Linked DNA regions of Homo sapiens: region 1 is linked to region 2. A link is a loop called in an ENCODE intact Hi-C map of the cell type or tissue named here. Cell type or tissue: ascending aorta. All regions are shown on one strand. Links, peaks and the distances in the headings refer to the core of each region. The heading gives the core; the rest is flanking DNA. Region 1 overlaps CSMD2 (CUB and Sushi multiple domains 2). Region 2 overlaps CSMD2 (CUB and Sushi multiple domains 2).

Region 1 (6,622 bases), core at 890-5,889, 140 kb after region 2:
GTAATACTCGATCTTTCAGAGTGGGCCAGCTGACTGCAAGCTCCCAGTGTCTGCATCCCTGTGCTCGAAGGCTTTTTTCCCCCAATGCTAGGCCACTTTGCCCATGTGCACAGCAGGCTGGAAGGGCTAGGGAGTTAATAACCCCTCAGGAGCAGCCCTCATTCAATGACTTTCAGGAATTGGTGTATAAATACCTCAGCTCCCTCATTCCTTGGGTGGGATAATTCTAAGATCTGGGTTCTGCAGACCTGGGTTTCCTAGAGTGTCCCTGTGGGATTATGGCCCAGACCCCCATTGTGGTAGCTGGTATGACCACCCTTTATTAGCTACAGTCTCTTCCCTGTATTATGTCCCTCTTATCTGCTAGTGTCACCTGTGCTTCCTAATAGAACACTTGTGCTTGAACCCTTGTCTCAGGCCTGCTTTTGGGGAACCCAAACTTGGAAAATACCCTGGTTCCAGAGGGGCAAGAACTCCAGCATCAGACACATAATATGCCTAGGAGCAGCCCTCTTCTGGGACCTCTGTCTTGTTGGGGCATCCGGGTCACTGACTGGGTCCCCATCTCCTGCAGGGCAAGTCTCCTCTCAGGTATCCTGTCTTCCACAGGGTCCCAAATCCTTTTCCCCCAAGATGCCCCAGGTACTTCTGTGGAGAAGAGGTGCTGCTTTGCTCCTGTCAACCACATCCAACCCCAACATCTTTGAGCTTCCACTTCCACATCAGAAAAATTGAAGTAATTCTTGCCCACCTCAGTCAGTGGCCATGAGGATGAATATCAATAATCGCTACATTATTGAGTGTTACCTACATGTTGTATGTTAGATTCTCTGCTTAATGCTAATTTGAAATTGACAACAGCCCTAAGAAATATAAATTATTATTCCTGATAGCATTGTTTTAAAGCTAAAGAAACCGAGGCTCAGAGAGGTTAAATAGCTTCCCCAAATCCCGGAGCAGAGCTTTGAATCCACATCTGACCTTAGAGCCCTCTAGGCAAACAGCTTCTCATGATACAGGCACAGAGCACCTGGTGGGAATGCCTGCAGGGTGTATGGGTTTGTGGGTCAGGGGTGAAAGAGGCAGGGATTGGCCCTACATGGGGGTACTGGGAAATGGTCTGAGTCCAAGGAGGTGTGGGCCAAAATTGGTAGTAGAGCGGATGGGGATGTATGGTGGATGAAGTGACAGAGGTTTGGGAGGCTGGACCTTATATTGAGGGAATCATGGGTAAGACAAAAGGTTAGCAGCAGCAGGGCCACCCCACGGGTGGTGGCTGGGGAAGCGCGGCTTGAGGCATTCATGCAGAGCTTGAGCCCGCCCTCTGGAGAGGCAGGGGGACTTGGTGCAGGGATATGGCTTAAGTGGCCTTGGCAGAAAGGTGGCAGGCTACACTGGCCGCCCTCCAGAAAGGCTGAGAGGGGGATGCCGCATCTCATCCGGGTCCCTAGGCATGGGATGCAGGCTGTTCCCAGCCCCCATGAGTTTGTGGGGTTGTGAATATTAAACAACTTTGCAGCCAGGTCTTTCTGGGTTATGGGATGAGGGGTCTGAAGCCGCAGTGCTCAGGCATCCCAGGGCCTGGTCCTGAGCAACCAACTCCCCTCTCAACTGTAGCACCTGCTGGCACCTTGACCCAGTCCCTGATGAGATACCGTCATCTCCTCCAAGACGGAAGCAGTGGCATCTCCCCACGCTTCCCAGAACCCCAGAGTCTGGGAGGCTTGCAGGTCCCTAAATCCAAGCTGAGTTTTCTTTTGTTAAGTCACAGGATAAAGCACTTTACATATTAATCAGGTTAGGAATATGAGAGCACATATCAGGGGACTGAAATATGTAGATTTTGATGATGAATTCATGCTCATCAGAAAACCAATGAATCATCCTAACTTCATTATCAGGAATTATTTGATGGGGGAATTGGCAGAGGGGGTAGGAGGGTAAGGAGGGGAGTAGCGAGGGGGAGAGGATTTCTTGGTTCTCAGCACAGACTGTGTTCTCTTCCATCAGCACATTTTTGCAGTAGGACCATTTGTTTCTGTGACATGGGTCTTACACATGGCCACATACTGGAGGCCTCGGTGAAGCTTGAGGACATCACCTGGTGAGGTCACACCAAGATTCAGGGCAAACCAGGTAGAGAGATATAAATAACCCCACAAGTACAACTATTTTTACCATTGTTTTAAGATTACCCCAGCAGTCCCTCCTGTGACACTAACTCCCTGGGTGACTTTGGCAAGTCACATGCCACCCACCTGTGCCTCAGTTTCTTCATCTGGCGAAGGAGAATGATGGCTGTGGAGCAACAGGGCTTTCAGGACTGGAACCAAGAAGAGGGGTTGAACTCCCAACTTCCAGGCTCCCTATGAGCTAGGCACACTTTGAAGTGTGAGGATCTGGCTGAGAAGGAGCAAACATGGGCAGACACTCTACTGACTGGGAGGAGGCATCTGCCATTTTAAATAGGTGATTGGGGAAGGCCTCACTGTGCATATGATCTTAAAGGTGGCACCTGAAATAGGGGAGGGAGTCAGATGTGTGGATATCTCAGGGGGAGAGGATTCCAAGCAGAGGGGAAAGCACGTGCAAAGGCCCTGAGGTGGGAAGAGCACGCGTGGCATCTAAGGACCAGCAAGGAAGCCATTGTGGCTGGGGAAGGGAATAAGAGGGAGGGTAGGAGAAGGTAAGGTCACAGAGGCCGTGGTGGAGGGGGCAGGGTTACAGGGGGCAAGCCTGTAAAAGAGGGTATTCAGGCCAAAACAGTATTGTGGAAAGGTGAGAAGATGAACCAGAAGCTAAAGTGGCTCCTCTATGGGGTAAACTGAGGCACTGAGGCACAAGCAATGAGGAGCCAGGACAGGCAGACAGGTGAGGAACACCACATGAAGTAGGGTTTATGTGGATTCAGATCCTGCTGGAGCCAGGTGCTGCTGTGACCCTCTCATGTGAAGTCTACAAACGCCGGCTCAGTGCTAGGTGGCCAGCAAACATTGAAGGTGGTGGAAACAGATCTGGATCAGACATGAAGAGCTTCGATTCTGCCCTGGCTCTGCCACATGTTTGCTGAGTGATGCTGGGACTCAATTTCCTCATCTGTGGAATCTGGCAACTGGACAAAACACTTTCTGTTGAACTTTCTGGAAGCCAGATTATTTTATTTCTCCAGGGCTTTCTTTCCTGGGGTAAACAAGCTGCTGCTGCTGTCTTTAACAATGCAAGTAAAAACCTGTGGGTTCATACTGTGTATGTCCACATCATGACTGAGGTCAAGAGGTCACCCCTCCTGCAGCCAGCACTGCTTCCGTGGGGAGCAACTGAGGACACAGCCGGGTGACAACAGAGCCAGGAGTCTCAGCCTCACTGTACTGTGGAATCACCCAGGCACTACCAGGGACAAAATGAGCTCAATTCACCTGAGATGGGGAGCGGCAACAGCTCACTCCAGGGAACCTCACTGAGCGTCTTTGAGGGAAATACAAAATGAGTTGATTCAGGTTTGATAAACATGTATCAAGGGCCCTCCATGGGCAAGGTGGTTCCACAAATGTTATCTCCCTCAATTCTCCCAGAGACCCGACGGAGGAGGTATTTCCCTCCCATTTTGCAGATGAGGAAACCAAGGTTCAGAAGTCAACATGGCTTGTGAGTGTGGGTGTAAGGTGGTCTCAGTCAAGACCCTGGGTTCCTAGTCACTTTGTAATATTGCCCCAATTAAACCCTTATCCTGATCCTTGGAGTTAGATTGAGAGAGGAGGACATTGAGGTTCAGAGAGGTGAAGGGACTTGCCTAAGGTCACACAGACATTACATGGCAGAGATGGCATTTCCTGCCAGCTCATGGAGTCAGGTTGCTAAAAAATGCTATTACTATTTCTCTTGCAGTCATGATAACCAAACATCCCACTCCCCAACAGCCCATCTGAGTTGCGGTTCTTGTTGAAGGGATATCGTGGAGTCATTGCCAGACTCCGAAGAGATAAAGCACTGCAAATTGAATGAGAAAATCTATTTTCACATCCTGATGAAGACATAGCTGACAATGAAAGAGTGAATTGTTTTAGACAAAAACACAACCCCCTGCTTTTTCCTTTTTTAAAAAAACTTAAGAGTTACAGCTTTAGAAAAATAGGAGCAGCTGACTATCACAGATAAAAATGCCCTTTTGCCTAATTGGATCTTTAATAAGGAATCCTAATTAATCCCCCTGAATAAAGAACTTTTACACTGGTGTTATCTCAGCCCCTGTGCTGATGGGGCTGGTTATTTCCAGACACAGAATAATGAATCTTTTCCAGCCGGGGCTAGGAGTCGCCAGAGACTTGTCAACTTCCCTATGAAGGTAATTACTTGCTAAGGCACCAGGGGAATGTGGGGCTGGGGAAAGGGTAATTACAAAAAGAGGGACTGAGGGCATTGAGGGGGAAGCTTAGGAGGGCACTGTTGAGCCAGGGCTGAAGGAAGCTTGGCAACTGTGAAGGAAACCGCTGGTGGAAAGATGGAGGCCACGTCAGCGTCCAGGATGTCATTCCCAGCTCAGAGTGAGGCCTGAAGGACACTTGCCCTCATGTGAAAAATGTCACTTGATGGAGCTTGACAGATTCCAATAATTGTGAGAGCCAAACAGACAGCAAACAGAAGTCAGGAAGCAGGCCTGCCTGTGACTCTTCCTGGTCGGTGCAAAGGCTGGGCTGTCATTGCCCGGAGACCTCTGTGGCATCCATAAAGACAACACTAAATGAAAAGGGTTATCTGGACAACTCAGGCCACAGACCAGCAACGAGAAGGACGTGACGGATGTGGCTAAATGACACGGGCCATTTATCTGCATTGACAGGGCTCTCTTGAAAGGGGAACGCTGATGGCAGTCTGTCCCACGCTCACCAGGGCTGGCATCTAGGGAGCTGGCAGGATGTGGGAGCCAAGGCCTCGATGAGCCTGGCTATCTGTGAAGCCAGCCCACATCAACCAACCACAGCCCAAGGCCCAAAAGCAGCCCCAGGGGGAAGAAGCTGAAGCCAATGGCATAGGCCCAGGGCCATCTCTCCAGGATACCCAAGGTCTCTTTCCAACCTCCAAAATCCAGAGGGGCAGAAAGAGCAGAGGTTGGGAGGCAAAGGGCCCTGGCTTCAGGCTGCAACTTCCTAGCTCTGTGACCTTGGGTAAATGACCTCACTGAGTCTCGGGTTCTCAGAGTTGCTTAAAGGCACAAAGGAAAAATCAGTGTAGACTCCTGGCATGTCGTTGGTACCCTACACATAGTAATTGTATTTTCTTCCTTAAAACCCTCTCAGTTCCAGAAAAATCACCTTAGGAGGCAGATCCCACTGGAAGGGAATCTGTGGGGTTGGATTTATATGTGAAAAATTAGGAGGTCTCTGTACACCAATCTGCATGTTCCCAGCAGGTTACAGTGAGGGTGGTGAGGACCCATCACCTGCCTTATAAAACTAGGGCAACTGAAGTTCAGAAAGCTAAGTGACTTGCTGTGAGAGAAGAGTAAAAGCCATTATTGTTCAACCCCGACTTTCCCCATGTGCCCTTCAGGGTACTGCCAAATGGCCCTGGGACCTCAGGGCTGCCTGGCCCAAGGAGACATGACAACCTCTTGCTGTGGCCTCTGCCTCGGTCAGCCTGAAGCTGCCTCCCTGACTTATCAACTGCAGAGGCCAAGACCCACAGGACCTTAAACCTCTGAAAGAAGCTGTGTGTAGCTGTCTGCACGGAGCATATGCTGGGAGGCTCTGGGAGCAGGGTGAGAGGGGCAGGGGAGGAGGGGAGGAAAGCCCTTCCAGGTGCTGTAACCATGAAAGGGCAGAAGAAGGACACAAGCTGGATTTACAAGCTGGGAATCTGGGGCTGTTCAAAGTCTTCTGTGCCCAATTATTTCTTATAACTGTATGAAAGGCCTTGAGAGGGTCAGAAAGTTAACTGAGGTCACACGATTAGTTGGTAGCAGAATTGGTATTTGAACCCAACATTGAGTCCAAATGCTATCTATGCTCCATGGTGCCCTCCTTGGTGTCAGGAAAGAAAATGAATTAGATCCCAGAGGAGCAGAAGAGAAAGAGGGGTAGATCAGGATTTAGAGTCCAGATGATGGGGATCCAATTTCTGGCTCGGACACTTACTAGCTATATTACATCAGGTTTCTTAATCTCTTTATGATAATATTATTATTTTACAAGAGTTTTGTGGCTGGGCGCAATGGCTCACGCCTGTAATCCCAACACTTTGGGAGGCCATGGTAGGTGGATCACCTGAGGTTAGGAGTTCAAGACCAGCCTGGCCAACATGGTGAAACCTTGTCTCTACTAAAAATACAAATAAATTAGCCAGGTGTGGTGGCAGGCACTTGTAATCCCAGCTACTGGGGAGGCTAAGGTGAGGAGAATTGCTTGAACCCGGGAGGCAGAGGTTGCAGTGAGCTGAGATCATGCCATTGCACTCCAGCCTGGGCAACAAGGGCAAAACTCCATCTCAAAAAAAAAAAAAAGAGTTTTGTAAACATTAAATGAGACCATGCATATAAAAACCTTAGTACAGTGCCTGAAACATGGTAGCTCTCAAAGTGATTATACTGTTGAAGGTATATTAAGGCAGGAGGAAGGCAGATAGAGAC
Region 2 (6,622 bases), core at 814-5,813:
ATCGCTCTTCTGGATAAGGTGGTTAGAGATGGTCTCTCTGGGAATGTGACAGTTAAGGAATGATGAGATGGAGCCAGTCTTGTGAGGGACACTCCAACATGGTGAACTGTAAGTGGAAAGGCATTGAGGTAGGCAAGAGTTTTGATGGAAGAGCGGCATGGGATGAGGGGGAGAGAGGTAGGAAGGGGTTAATCATACAGAGCTTGAGTTTCTTTTCTTTTTTTTTCTTTTTTTTTTTTTTTTTTTGAGACAGAGTTTCTCTCTGTCACCCAGGCTAGAGTGCAGTGGCGCAATCTCTGCTCACTGCAAGCTCTGCCTCCCGGGTTCACGCCATTCTCCTGCCTCAGCCTCCTGAGTACCTGGGACTACAGGCGCCCGCCACCATGCCCGGCTAATTTTTTGTATTTTTAGTAGAGATGGGGTTTCACGGTGTTAGCCAGGATGGTCTCGATCTCCTGACCTCGTGATCTGCCTGCCTTGGCCTCCCAAAGTGCTGGGATTACAGGCATGAGCGACTGTGCCCAGCCCAGAGCTTGAGTTTCAAGTCAGTGACAAGTAAGAAAAAAAAGATAAACCACTATATATAGCCTCATAGACCTCTGACTCAGATCCCTCTTGGCATGGCATTCAAATCAATCACTGAGGCCCAATTCCTTTCTTGGCATGAGGTCTTTGGCATGTTAGGGTACCCACGTAACATATTGCCCAAACTGGTTTTGAGAATGAAAGATGGCACTATGGATAATTACCTAGAACAAAAGATGTAAACTGGGATTGTCCCAAGCAAATAGGGATATATTGTCACCCTACTCATGGTAGCAGCTATTCATGAAACTAGCTTTTGCTTCAAGTTCCTCATTCACAACTCAATCCCCTCTGGAACTGGAATCCTAAACTGAAGCTCATTGGTAGGGGTCTGATGATTGCTAAGTTCTTGCCCTCTATGGCTGGACCCTGTTACCTGTATCCCATAGAGGTTGGCTAGGTTCTTGGTATAAATTACATGACTGTTCATCAGCATAACCTTTGGAAATTACCCACTGCCTGGAATTACCCTGTGGCCATGACTGATTCTTGCCACACCTCTGGAATAATGCATTGTCCCCACCAAACCATTCCAGGTGCTTACCCCGGCCTTTAGGCCCTCTTCATTGAGATGTTTAGAGGTCTTTCCCAAGGCCAGGCTCTGCACTGGGATTTTCATGCATTCCTCAGTGGCTGGCTGAGGAACTCATATCCCCAGCTCACAGGAAAGATTCTGATACCTTATGGAACAAAGCACAAAAAAGGCCTCCTGCCCTATGCTACTGGGAAGTAGCTGAGTCCACACTCTTGGGGCTCAGCTTTTACCTTGAAAACAGACCATAAGTTCTTTGGAAAATATACGTAGCCAGACCAAGCCACCATGCCAAAGTTGGAGCAAATATGAATCCTTCTAAAAATTGGGGGTTTGCATGTATTTTTCACTTATTAGCTGTACGCATTTGGGAGGAAGGAAGAGGGCAGGTACTTTACATCATTGAGTCTTTCCCCTCATATATAAAAATGGGATTAATAACTTCTAAATTACAGCTTTGTTGTGAAGACTCAACGCAATGAAGTTTGTGAAGGCATGGAACACAGCACTGTGCTGGGCTCAGGGAAGGTATACATTCAATTTTGGCTGAATTTGAAACAAGAGGGACATCCCCACTCTGCTGCTGATGGCTGTCTCCACGCATGCTTCTGCTTGGTGTATCTCCTAGTCTTAATCAGCCTACTAAGGCAGCAAAAGTGGTGTCTCCCCACTTCTCCCTTACCACACCCTCAATCCAGCAAGACCCCAGGCCAAAAGGTTTGCTCTTTGATCCTCAGTCCCTCCTCTCCTCAAGGAATGAACAGGTAACTCCAAGTCCAGAAGATTCTGACAAAACTCCCCATTTGCAGGAATGACTGACTGCTCGACTGCCAACTGTGACCTGGTGAGGCACCTTCTGTGAGCAGATCTGTGGGCAGATAACCTTAGAAAGGAGAGGCACTGTCAGCTGCATGGGGGTACCTGGTACTGAACAGCCCTTCACTTGAGTGTTGGATATTCTGTCAGTCTTGAGTCTCACTGTGAGATTCTGAGGAACTGTGACATGTTGGGGAACAGATGGAAGTCCTGATGACCCAGTCTTTCCATGTCCCAAGCAAAGGCTACTCAAAAGTGCTTCTCTCCTGTGAGATCCCACAGCTGCCTGCACCCAGCCCCCAGGATCCTATGAGTGATACTCGTAGCGTCCTATTCTTCCTACATGGGCAGATCCCAGATGGTCTCTATGCCCAGCTAAGGTTAGCTTCAGCTGCTCTTATTAATCTGGTCAGCCAGACACAGGTATTAGCTAGGAAAAAAGTATCTTGGCATGATGTAATCCAAGAGCTCAAGCCTTCCCATTAGCCCAGAGGAATTCAAGGAAGGGTGTGGATCACATCTTCAACAACTCAGGGGATGTTCTCAGGACTGTAGGCCCAGGTCCCTGGGTCTTTGAGGCACTCAGGGCCTGTCCTCTTCACTTGAGCCCCTGAGCTCTGTTAGAGAGCTCCATCATGCATTCTAAGCCTGTTCGTCAGAGCATCCTCACTCAAGGAGTCTAGAACTGCCATGGTCCATTCATGCCTCAGACCACCACCCACTGAAGACTGGAAAACAATACATGCTGATTGTTCTCCATGACACAAGGAAGTACATTTGGATTTTCTTCCAGGGGAAACACGATAATCCAAGGGAGTTTACAGGTAGCCTGGGGGAGCTCCCTGCAAGACCATGGGGGAGTCTGATCTAAGTCCCAGAGCAAGATGAGAGTTGATCAGGTAGCCTAGGGCCAGGAGCCTTTTCTCTGAACCCACCTCCCCTGAGTCACCCAAAAGATTGCTCTTGTACATAAGGCCTAGAGGAAGGGCCAATCAACACAAGAGGGGGTAACCCAAGGCCCTCTTAGAAAGCCAAGCCCTAGAAAAGGTATGTAGTGCCTTCCCCGAGGACCACAGAGTCTGAGGACACCCACATCACTGAGGGCTGATAGTAATGCACATATGTTCAAGTAAGATGACAAATTCACCAAGAGGCTCAAAGAACAGGGTTGGGGTATTGATAGAACTTCAAGCTCCAGCTTTTGAGCCAGCAGCTGTGAAAACAGACCCTGGCTGGGGAAACTCTGTTGGCCTCCACAGCTCTCTGAGTCAGGCATGGCAGAGCACAGTGGAGAATGCATACACACAACTTTGGATATTTTACAGAGAAAACAGAGCCTGTTGGCTTGATCCCAAAGGTGAAAGCTGAAATGAGAATGACAGAGATACCTCATTCCCCTATAAGTAGAGGTCACAGCCCAGGATTAGACTCCTAAAGCTTGACCAGTTTTCCCAGTTCCTCTTCCACGCAGGTAGCTGTGGTCCTAATATACCTTGGACCAGGACTCTTAGCTGGAATAAGGCCTTTGAACTGGGCCTTGGATTAAACTGTGTTCACAGTTTGGTTTTGGACAGATTCCTGGGTTGGATTGGACTGAAATTTTTGCCTGTGCTACAATCTTCCAAGAAGACTTCTGAAAATCTGCCAGTTGGAATGAATTTTTCTTCCTCTACATTCTGGTAGCACTTTGTGACCACATCTATGTGCAATAATTCAGAGACTGCTTTAAAATAAAAGCACATGCTTATCTTACTCACTAGACTATGAGCTCTTGGAGGGCAAGAACCATGTTTGAATCATCTTCATCACTTGCCCGGTGCTGAGTGTAATGGCCAGTACATAGTACCCACTCCCTTCCACATTTTGCTGCATTTAAATTAAATGAAAAACATCAAGTTGTAATGTGGGAGTACTGGACCATGCATCTCACTCCTTGATGGGATACCAACATGGAGGTCAACATCCCACGGACCCTGGGAGACTACAATCATCCTAATAACTGAGTTATGGCAGCTCAGCCTGGCCAACTTAATAGCAACAGCATATGAACACAACGTATCACCACATGTATCACAACCCCATGTATCTTGGCATGACACAAGTATTAGCTAGGAAAAAAGTCTCTTGGCATGATGTAATCCAAGAGCTCAAGCCTTCCCATTAGCCCAGAGGAATTCAAGAAAGGAATTCAAGAGACAAATTCAAGGGACCAAACCTCACAGAACTGACACAAAACTTTCCCCAAGCAACTGGCATACAGTATGTGTTCCATACTAGTTGTTCAGAAATATGACCTAATGTCTAGATCATCTAGGAGTTTTTTAGAACTACAATTCCTAGGCCCCATTTTGGACCTACTGAATTGGAATTTTGGGGGACAAGGCCAAGAATTTTGTATTTTAAAAGGCCTATGAGTGATTCTAATGGTTAGCTGGGTTTGGGTCTACTTTAGACCACGCAGGGCCACCAAAGACACTTCCTTCTCCTATAAAGTACCTGACTGTTTAGGCATAAAGGAAACAAGTGATGTATGTGACTCACACTGGCCTGGCAGGGAAAGTGTTGACTAATTCCTTGGACATCCTGATAGGAAATGCTGGGAGCCTCCTTCGTGAGCCATCCCTTCAGTCTGCCTGATTTCACCCTGGCCAGGTACACTGAAGAGCTGGATCCCACGGGCTTGGTTCTTACAGCCAGATTCTAAGCCAAGCCCAGCTAAGCATGATGGTACTTTGGGAAGTTCTAGTCCTACAAACTGTTGGGGTGAGATGTGTGTGGCTGCACAGAGCCAGTAACTGGTGGGCTTGTGAGAAGCCCAGCATACATATAGGCCCACTCAGTTTTAGGATCTCCCTCTCCTGCTAACCCTTCTTCAATATGTATGCCCCAGTCCAAGGACTGGGCTTCTATTCTGGTTCATGGTTTCCTCTCTAGTCTCTGCTGTGAGACTGAAGTCTCTTTTTGGAGACTGAAGCCTTTGGATGGGTCAAGGATATACTTTGCCGGGATACACCCTATTCCCTTGGGTGAGGACATGAGTCAATCCAGAATCTTCCTTCCCCCATAAAGTATCTGCCTATTTGAAAACAAAGGTAACAGGCAATGATATGACCCATACTGGCCTGGTAGGACAAGAATTGACTCCACCTCCTTGTACATTCTGAGAGGCAACACCAGCAGCCTCCTTTGTGACCCATTCCTTCATCCAGGGTCAGCTCTTTCAGCCCTGGACTCCCTCAACTCTGGCATACACTTCCCAGGCTGCCCCATGGCCCTGGGACGCTTCATAGCTATGACTAGTGCCCATTCTCCAGTACAGTAGCAGATACAGACCCTCCCCCATCCTGCTACCACCCCTGACTTTCCACTCAAGGCGACGTCCCCTTCAGATCACTGGGAGAATTCTGCAGAGCGGGCACCCCCTGCTCTGCCTGCCACTAGCAAAGGGAAACCACAGGTCTTCAGTGTTCAGGTTCTTGAGGACTGGATAACAGAGGGAGGGAGACCTGGGACTTCCTAAGTTCCCTGTTTATTTTCTGGGGCTATCTGTAGGTCAATGAAACCTTGAAAGAAGTCTAGAGAAATGAGGGGAATGTTACATTAAGCAGAGGAAGCTCACACCGATCACGGTCCCTGGCCTAATCACAAACAGTTCCCAGGAATATTATCCCTCATGCTGAGGCTGATGCATTTAAATCTTTGCTGATCCCAACTCTGGCTCTGATCATTTGAAAAAGGCAATTTCCAAGGACTCTAGCTATTGTGATCATATTTTCTGGGCCAAGGGAAATGATGTTTGAAATTGCATTTGTCCTGGAAAATCTGGGATTGTATGTTTACAGGGAACACTAGGTTTCAGCCATAGAGGGGAGGGAAAATAGAGCATGCTTCACCTGTGCATGTGGCATTGAGGTCAGGGTGGGAGGAGAAATGAAAAAAGTACCTGCCTATTTAAGAATAAAGGTGACAAGCAATGTATGCGAAGCAATGCATGTGACCTATATGAAGAAAACCATGGAGCTGTTATATTTAGAAAGACGGAAGTAGGCGAACAAAAACATGTGTCTGGATATGAGGGCTGTGTATTATAAAAATGCCTATTTTCTTCAAGTTAATTTATATTTTAACAGGAGTGCACATACAAAAATCCCAATAGGATGTTTTTTTTACTCTGACAAAATGATTCTAAAATTAATCTTGAACAACAAACAGATGAGAATAACAATGAATATTCTGAAAGAGAAAATAATTCAGGGAGGAAGGAGTTGTTTCTAGCTCTGCCAGATATTAGAACACATTATAAAACAACAATTAAAATTATTCAATACCAGTGCTAAGATAGAAATAGAGCAGCAGAACAAAGTGGTGACTCAAGAAATAGACTTAACTACATTTGAGGATTCAGTATGTAATAAAACAATTCATTTCCCTCAAATCAAAAGGGAAATGAATTACTTAATAAATTGTGTTGGAAAACTGCATAATAGTTTGGACAATATTATACATTCATCTAAGTAAACTCCAGATGGAGTAACAAATTATATTTTAAAAAATCAAATTACTGACAAATAACCAAAAATAGAACGAACTGTTTCTCAGATCCATGGCAGAATAACTTTGTCAGCTTTGAAAATAAATCACAAATACTGAGAGACTTGTTTATATAGAAATGTAAGACAACTATACAAT

The links. Peaks named below come from ENCODE experiments on the same cell type or tissue, not always from the same donor. Only the 100,000 strongest peaks of a DNase experiment are listed, where the experiment ranks them.
Region 1: a loop joins it to region 2, with 3 times the contacts of the local background. A loop is called at or near these places in 5 of 110 quality-filtered maps.

What each region holds. Positions count from the first base shown.
Region 1 is chr1:33,894,299-33,900,920 of GRCh38, forward strand. All of the region lies in intron 5 of CSMD2 (CUB and Sushi multiple domains 2), which reads right to left. Among named protein-coding and RNA genes, the nearest start is that of CSMD2-AS1, 29 kb to the left of the region's middle. In ascending aorta, for the core only: no CTCF peak of the experiment used is centred there; a DNase peak (open chromatin) is centred at 3,343; H3K27ac peaks cover 2,124 bases.
Region 2 is chr1:33,759,098-33,765,719 of GRCh38, forward strand. All of the region lies in intron 13 of CSMD2 (CUB and Sushi multiple domains 2), which reads right to left. Among named protein-coding and RNA genes, the nearest start is that of HMGB4, 100 kb to the right of the region's middle. In ascending aorta, for the core only: no CTCF peak of the experiment used is centred there; a DNase peak (open chromatin) is centred at 3,164; H3K27ac peaks cover 4,033 bases.